Linked DNA regions of Mus musculus: region 2 is linked to region 1. The links are chromatin loops, found by intact Hi-C in ENCODE. Cell type or tissue: left cerebral cortex. All regions are shown on one strand. Each heading gives the region's core, and the rest is flanking DNA. Links, peaks and the distances in the headings are about the cores only. Region 1 has its middle 190 kb from the start of 4930539C22Rik. Region 2 has its middle 90 kb from the start of Mir1895.

The links. Hi-C counts contacts between places; a loop is a spot of excess contacts. Peaks named below come from ENCODE experiments on the same cell type or tissue, not always from the same donor. Only the 100,000 strongest peaks of a DNase experiment are listed, where the experiment ranks them.
Region 2: it touches region 1 in a loop (2.2-fold over the local background); 2 of 42 quality-filtered maps call a loop at or near these places.

Annotation. Positions count from the first base shown.
Region 1 is chr3:134,608,567-134,612,963 of GRCm38, reverse strand. No RefSeq gene overlaps it. Among named protein-coding and RNA genes, the nearest start is that of 4930539C22Rik, 190 kb to the right of the region's middle. In left cerebral cortex, for the core only: a CTCF peak has its summit at 2,508 (motif pointing right); no DNase peak of the experiment used is centred there.
Region 2 is chr3:134,328,630-134,333,026 of GRCm38, reverse strand. No RefSeq gene overlaps it. Among named protein-coding and RNA genes, the nearest start is that of Mir1895, 90 kb to the right of the region's middle. In left cerebral cortex, for the core only: no CTCF peak of the experiment used is centred there; DNase peaks (open chromatin) are centred at 1,261 and 1,842; H3K4me3 peaks cover 1,170 bases.

The sequences.
Region 1 (4,397 bases), core at 269-4,268:
CATGTAGATGAAACTCAAGAATCAGGCTAGCTCCTAACTGCTTATTAGTAATTAGTGAATTACTGCTTATTTTCACAGATGAATGCCACACAACTCTTGTCACAGTGGGCAAATAAAAATATGAAAATATTTATAGATTGCAGTTTATGTCAATTCAAAGTGAAAGTATCTTTGAATATTACATGAATTACTACACACACACACACATACACACACACGTGTGTGAGCTTATAAATTCTGCTAATAATTTTTCTTAACACATAGTTGTCAATAAAAGGTTAACATTTATTTTCAGCATTAAAATGCCAATATTTGGGTACCTTTCTGAATTAGTAATACATAAGGGCTTTCTGATGCTTACTTGTCTTTCTCTTGTGTACTCTCTAAGGAACAAAAAGTATGTTCTCATATATTGCTTTCCGTAGGGTTTAAAAGCACTCCAAGAAGTAGATGGTATTATTACCATCATCATCATCCCTATTAACCTAAAAAATAATGAGGTATTTTATCAACTGTTTTAACAGCAGTACATATGTCAAGAACAGTGTAAACCATTGGACACTCAGTAAGACTGAGCCCATCTCTCCCAGTCAGTGTTTCCCTTTCCTCCTGCCAATAATAACTAGTAATCTCAAGCCTACGAAAAATATCATCTCTACATCCGGTGACTTTTTCACTTGACAGCCCAGGCTAGCACTAGCTTCACAGTGTCTAACAGCACTACTCACAATTAAACCTTAGAGAGTCTAATCATGTTGACACTCTATTTTAGTTGTATTGAAGAGCTGTGCTGCTTACCCATAATGCAATTTCTCCACCAGTCTCCTACTTCCATGTCTATTGTCATTATAACCAAGGCAGATGTTCTTACCTTCAGCTGATTTTCTAAGGTTTCTTTATGAGCCTAAAGTATTCACTGTGAGGGCTTTGTCTACTTATTTCTGTATCCCGGGCAACCTCAGAGAACAGTCAGGCTGCAGAAAACCACAACAGATGCTTGCTAACATCCTTATAGGCAATGTAGGTCAACTGAAATCCCTACATTTGTGGTGCCTGTTACCTTTTATACCTCAGTACCCCAGTCACTAAAAGTATACGCCTCGTATGTTTAATTTATCAATTTCAGACACAGGACAGAGCATATTTAAGATTGATGCCTCTTGAAAACTAGTTTCCCTTTAAATATGCAAATGTGGCTCAAGGGACAAGTTCCTGTGTGTATGTATGTGTGTGTGTGTGTGTGTGTGTGTGTGTGTGTCCTACCTCCTCCTTCTCTTCTCAGTGTGCTTGCTGTGGTAACCCCATACGCTCACAGACAGTCAAGCATATTGTAATCAAACAATAAAGATTTGCAATGAATTTAATGCTATTTAAATGAATGAATAAAAGACATTTATTAATTTATATTGCTGAAACGTGAATTGTTTGTGAATAAGAGAGAAAGAATAAAAATGGGAACAGAAAGTAGAGTGTGAAGAATCCGACGAAGAAAGATGTTGACAGCAACAACATGAAATGGCTCTGGAGATGATATTTACTAGGTGGTTTGTTTATTAATTAGGCAATTTGTTTATTAATTAGATAACTTGTGTTTTTGCTGCAGAATTCTGTGAACTAGAAATGAACTTCTAATGGTGTGTGTGTGTGTTGAATGTGAATATATCCAGGAAATGATGACATATTAAAGTTGCTGGGAAACTGAAGTCTCAATCATACCTGGAAAGCAGGTTTGGTGACACTAACAAAATCCTCAGCAGCAACATCAAAGCCCAGAGGAGTGCCCTCGGGGTGACCTGGGAATGCCTGCTTGCTTCTTCCTCTAAGAAGAGAGTCAATCTGTTGCTTGAAGGAAAGAAAAGTCTGCTTTGAAAACTACATGGTTGTGCGAATTTATTCTCTTCCTTTCCGTGAATTGTAGCAATTTCTGATGCAGTTTGGAGTTAGAATCACACGAAGAAAGGTTGAGACTCCTCAGAAGTGCGTTGCATCACCATTAATTCATTCAAGTTGAGTTTGGTTGACAATGGGGTAAATATTCTCCAAAATGAAGATTCAAGTATTCAGGGCTTTTGTTTCTAGAAACCAAATGGAAGACTCTCCTCTCCCCCAAAACTGAACTCTGGAACTCTCTAGCAGGTCAGGATTTTTCTTCCCCACTATTTCAACAAAAAAGCTATTATTGAGATTTTATTTTTGAATGAAGTTCTTGAATCTCTAGGGTATGAACTCTGTGAAAGTAGGGAAAGCATCCTAAATCTTAGTCTCTAGAAGACTGTCAGGTATCTGTGAACACGTTAGTGATGGAAGTAGCCCACTCACTTTGTGAGCAGCATCTCTTTGAATATTATTGAAAAATATGAAAGTAAATTACTGTGGCTTCAGATATTAAAATTAAAGAACACCAATTAATAAAAAGACGTCTCCTCTACCAATCTATTCCTAAGGCCTTAATGCTCCATCAAGGTGATCTCTTATTGAGTTTCGATGTGTAAGTTGCCTGTTTTCCATTTACCAGTAGATGGCCTAATTATTCCATCGCTCACAAAGCCTTCAGATTATTCATAAAGGAAGCCGCTGATGAAGACCAACTTTCCTTCTGAGTTTTTTTTTTTTAAGCATCTAACCTTTAAGTGATTTTTTTTGTCTTTAAAAAGAGCCAATATTTAGAGTTACCCATTAATTTTCATTGGATTATACAATTGAATAGAGATGCTAATTTTAATATAGCCCAGTATAGTCAATAAGGAAAGATTATACTATTTTTTATATATATCAAGTCACCTAGGAAGATTCATAAAGGTGACATACTAATATCATTGCCTCGAGGGATGAATTGATTCATCAGCATTCGCGAGGAAATGAGCCTCTTTATTTTCCTCCAGACAGTCTTTGCAAGTAATTTAAAATATTATTCACATTTAAATGACTTTACCAACTTTCCTGAAATCCAGTGTAAAATAACAGTGATGCTTCGACTCAGTTTACTGGCAACAGATTTTTCTCAGGGTTCTGAGGTTGGTTAATGATCATATAATTTATCTATAAGGCAAACATGTTCTTTGATCTGAAAGCACAACAGATTTGGTCTGCAGTAGCAAATGTGCAGGAGATGATGTGCATGAAGAAGAAGAAAAGAATTGACAGAATTGGAAAAGCAAGTATTAACTCAGTTTAATTCAATTAAATAGTATTCTGGGTGTTTTTTTTTTTTTTATTTTACTAGTTCTGACAATACAAAATAATATTCACTTATTTTTACCCTACTCAAATTTCAGGGTTATTATGTCATAGGAGCTCTATTTATTTTATCACTGTTTATATACTGGCTACCAATAGTAGTGTTTGTAATATGGTAATAATCTATTCAAAAGTAATGTTCTAAATGAACCTTATTCTTCGCACCGTTTCTGAGATAAACTAATGGGAAAGAATAATGGGGCTTGATTTAAAGATTAGTAAGTAGTCTCAACTTTGGGCCATGTGGAAATGTAAGATGATTTACCAAATTACTTAAAATAAATAACCTGTCTCATTATATTTGCTTGTTTTTGCAACAAATACCTTGCTCCCTTTGAGGTATTATTTCCTGGATCAATTACCCAAGAGGAGTGGAAGATTCTTCTTGATAAAAAATAAAGGACAGACCTGAATCCAAAAATGTTACTTCCCTGCCCACGGATGAAGAGAGAGAGGGAGAGAGAGAGAGAGAGAGAGAGAGAGAGAGAGAGAGAGAGAGAGAGAGAGAGAGAGAGAGAAATGAAGGAAGGAAAGGAGGAAGGAAGAAAGGAAGGAAGAAATGGAAAAGAGAAGGCAAGAAGCATTGGAGGTTCTCTATTGCTCTACACTGATAATCAACTGTAGATTACACGGTGCTTGAATTATTATTAACGTTGAGAAATTGTCTTTGTATACTTCAAGCAGTACAAAATAAAATATTTCTAAAAAAATAAATGATAGTTTTAAAGAAGTTTGATCATTTTCATCTTTGTTATTTTATTTCTTCTCATGTGTAGCAGGAGAACACTGAAAAAGCAAAATGCAGAATTGTCTAGTCTCATATGATGGGTTTCTGGCTGATCATGTAGAAATGTTTGATATTGTGTGGCTGTGCCTTAGTAGTTAGGGAAGAAAGTCACTTTGTTTCCAGTGGAAGTATTGTTACTTTTCACTGTGACCACTCTTTTACCATTTGTTAAGCAAATCATTAAAAAATTATTAAGCACAAATATGGTACTTAAAAATTACTATTATGAGATTAGAGAGATGACTCAATGGTTAAAAGCATTGGCTCTTCTTCCATGGTACCCTGGTTCAAATACCAGAACCAAAATAGTAGTTTATAACCTCCAGTAGCTCCATTTCCAGGGTATCTGACACACTCTTCTAGTAACTACATA
Region 2 (4,397 bases), core at 157-4,156, 280 kb after region 1:
AAATATTCTAGGTATGGAGGCTAGAGGTTTCCAGAACTAGGCCTAAGTTAGTAGATTGAGGCAGTTACATCTGGCAAATAGGTTACATTTCCAAGTGTGTATACATATATGTGCATATGTGTGTATGCATTTATGCATGGTATATGCTCATATGGAACTCAGAGGATAACTCAGATGTTGGTTCTCAACTTTCACTTTGTTTTGAGCCAGAGTTTCATATTTCTGTTACATTTTCCTGGTTTTGGCCCATAACTTTCAACAGAGTCTGCTTACTATCTCTGACCCCATCCTGCTGTAAGAGATCTGAGACTGCAGATATTCACTACTGGGCTCACCTTTGCATGTGTTCTAGGGACCCAAACTTGGGGCCTAATGCTTGCATAGCAAATACTTTCCCCAGTGAACAATCTCCCTAGTCCAAGAATGTTTCAAACAATGGTTATGGCTTTCTCAGTAGTAGATAATTTACCTAGCATGCATTGGTCTTGGGTTCAAATCCTATCACAAAGAAGAAAGAAAGAAAGAAAGAAAGAAAGAAAGAAAGAAAGAAAGAAAGGAAGGAAGGAAGGAAGGAAGGAAGAGAAAGAAAGAAAGAAAGAAAGAAAGAAAGAAAGAAAGAAGGGAGGGAGGGAGGGAGGGAGGGAGGGAGGGAGGGAGGGAGGGAGGGAGGGAGGGAGGGAGGGATGACTGGAAGGAAAGAGGCCTGGAAGCATTCAAATCTTCCCAATAAACCAAATTCTTTTTAAAATGTGTCTCTTGCAGGGTTCACTGGGTAAACTTGTACCATTATAGCCCCATGCCATGTGTGTGTGTTAAAAGCATCTATGAATTAAACAATTGACCTTTAAAAGAGAAAACATAGTGAGCTGAAAACTCAGTTTCATGTCTTACTGTGCCAATTTACCTAGTCTTAGATGAAATGAGGTGGGACCTGCTTGTGAATGAAAGGCTTCATTAGCGCGGATGCTTGCGTGTTTATGTTTGAGTATAGGCCTTCTATCAAAGGCTCCAGAGTGAAGTGTGACAAGGCAAGTATTTAAATAAGGCCGGGATCCTAGAGACAGAGAGACATCTACTGGTCCATCTACTACTGGTCCTAAGCACCTCCCCCTTTCCTGTAATTAATGTAACATTTTCTCTCTTGCAGCTGACAGCCAAGAGCATAATTAGAGTCTAATACAACACGGAAAAGTCACAAATGCAAAGTGGAATAAACAGTAAACAGAGAGGGGAGAGGAGCCCCGGGAACGTGATGGCTGAGTAACGCCTCAGATAAACTGTGTGCGCACTGACACTGTCATGCTCTCAGCAGCCCCAAGTGAGCCGGTAGCCTGGTGCAGACAGACAGCTCGAATTAATCCCAAGAGAAGCGCGCATGACAGGCGAGAGAAGCAGACAATTAGAATGAAGGAGGAAATTGGAAATGGCAAAGGTGTGAACATATGTCAAATTACAACTAAATGATAAATTACAATTCTGTCATCGGAATAAGCGGTAATTAAGAAAGATTTCAGCTATCCCTCTTGAAAAAAAAAATTGAGAGCACCGTATTTCGCCCCCAGTTTAGATTTGTTTGCAGAATTGTTTCCAGCCATCTCACACGCCGGGCTGAGTCTTCCTGACTTTTGAGATGCATTATTTGTGTACATTAAGGATAATTCTCTTTCCTCTCCCCCGTTTTCCAGACTGGCAGAATGATAATGTCAAAAACGAACAGGAAGCTGATAGTATCCGCTATAAAAACCTGCACTGAGGCTTGCTGCTAAGGCTGCTGCAGCAATCTAATTATTTTAAACAAGCCTGCACAGTCCAGCTGACAATTAGGAAAGTCTGCTCTATGGCTTGGGGGATTCAGAGGAAGCGGGGTAATCACTGTACACAGGTCCTTTTCGTTTAGGCAGTAATGAATGTGGGTGGGGCGTCAAGGCAGTTTTCGGCCACTTAACCACAATTTAAAACAGCTGTGTAATTAGCGCACGTTTCTGCATCCGATATCCAATTCCAATTTAGAGTTTGTAACACCTGTGGTTTTGTTGCAAGCTCTAAGACCACGGCAGGGGGATGACAGAAGCAAAAGCGTAGAGCTGGCAAAGGCAGCTCCCGAGAGGGACATTTTGTCCCACGGGATTCTGTGAGCCCAGACTTGATGAGGAAGGAATCTCAGGTGTAAACAGAACGTCTCGTGAAGGGACAATTTCTATAGTAGATTCAACACAGAATACTCTGACCTTGAATTCTTCTAGAAAGCAGGCATATCTCTGATGTATTAAACCCTTGCAAACTCTATTTAAAAAGAGGAGAGAAAGAAGAGAGAGAGAAGAAAGAAAGAAAGAGAGAGAGAGAGAGAGAGAGAGAGAGAGAGAGAGAGAGAGAGAGAGAGAGAAAGAGAGAAAAGAAAGGAAAGAAAAGAAAAGAAAAGAAAAGAAAGGAAAGGAAATATATAACATGCCATTGGAAAATACGATGCCTTGTGCCCAAGGTGACAATCTGATTTAGCACATCTAAAAATGGTAAAATGGAATTGGTTGGTCATCTTCTACCTGTTATTTAGTGACCATGAGAGCATTGATTTTAGAAATGCAATGAAATTTATAAGGATAATAGTGATAATTTATAGGAAGTCTCAATTGTAAATAAAATTTCTTAATCTATAAACACCCTCCAGTTGTTTGAATATGTATAAGACAATGTTCTAAATTTTCTGTGCATCGGATTCATTGTCAAATGGTAAGGACAGGAGACAATGGAAGTCCTTCACTCACAGAATAGGGATGGTACAATGAGATCCTATTTAAAAGGAGACTGAAATCCTCAAAGTTTCTCTCAGAACATATGTATATATTGACATCATTCCTTTTCCACTCTCCCTTAAGGGCAAAAGAAGCAAATATCTAAAAAGCCAAATAAAGTTCTCTAACAGGGATGTCAGAAACTCTGAGGATTGTCTGGGATGAGTCAATCTCTAGCAGCTACAACCTAATGCTGTAGTCCGAGGCCTCAGAAGCTTAGTTGGGGCAGCATGTTAAAATTCAAAGGGCTCCAGCTGCATATGTAGCAGAAGATGGCCTTAGCTGGCATCAATGGGAGGGGAGGCCCTTGGTTCTGCGGAGGCTCGATGCCCCAGCGTAGGGGGATTCTAGGGCAGTGAAGCAAGAGTGGCTGGGTGGGTGGGCAAGCACCCTCATAGAAGCAGGGGCGAGGGGGATGGGATAAGGGGCTGCGGAGGGGAAGGACAACATTTGAAATGGAAATAAATAAAATAAGCAATTAAAAAAGTTAAAGGGCCAGTCACCGTTAATTACATTAGGGTTTCCTTTAGGAAGTGCACTCAGCACAGCGCCACCTGCCCCTTCCTCCTTCTTCTCTACATCTGCTGTGATCTGAGGCGGGTCATATTTAAAGTAATTCATTCACAGTCATCTGTATGCTTCACGGGTAACATAGAATTGTGTGCCCATCCCTTCAATTCTTACAGTTTGCCATCAGAAGTTTCTGAGACTGAATGCCATGAGTTTGGATGGATCTAAGGACAGAAAGAGGAGAGCTGGGCTTCAGCTCTTCTGGCTCATAGGAAATCGGAAATCATAGTAGGTAAGGGGTGGGTGGTTTACTCATCAAAAGAGAAGTCCTATTCCACAAACTGAATTGCAGGCATGTGACTTGAAAAAAGTATGAGATCTATACTTCAGTTTGGGAAGAATATACGGAAACTATAATCTGATTAGAAAAAAGCAACTTAAATTTATTTACTACAATCTAACAATTTAAACACAATTTAGAAAATAGAAGTTGCAAGTTGAATGATGTCAATATTCAGATTTTAGTTTATATGGAGAAAAGAAACATGTGGGTAGCTGTTGCATTTCCATGTGAAGCTCTACTTTAACCCTGAGCTTAAATCTATGATATAATTCTTTCAGGTAAAGTATAACTCTATTTAAAATAGAAAGAAATAGAGAGTAGATGGAGAAAGAGAGGGGGACAAAGGACAAAAGACAGATGGGTAAAAAAGGGAAGAAAGTGGGGAAGGAAGGAAGGAAGGAAGGAAGGAAGGAAGGAAGGAAGGGAGGGAGGGAGGGAGAGAGGGAGGAAGGAGGAGAGGGAGGAAGGAAGGAAGGAAGGAAGGAAGGAAGGAAGGAAGGGAGGGAGGGAGGGAACGAAGGAGGAGAGGGAGGAAGGAAGGAAGGAAGGAAGGAAGGAAGGAAGGGAGGGAGGAAGGAAGGAGGAAGGAGGAGAGGGAGGAAGGAAGGAAGGAAGGAAGGAAGGAAGGAAGGAAGGAAGGAAGGAAGTGGTTGTAAAGTTCAACTACAAATATCTAGGGAGTCAATGGGCACATAAGTGTTCAGTGTGGACAACCAAGAAGCTGGAGATGACCAAGAGATAGAATTAAAATGTTA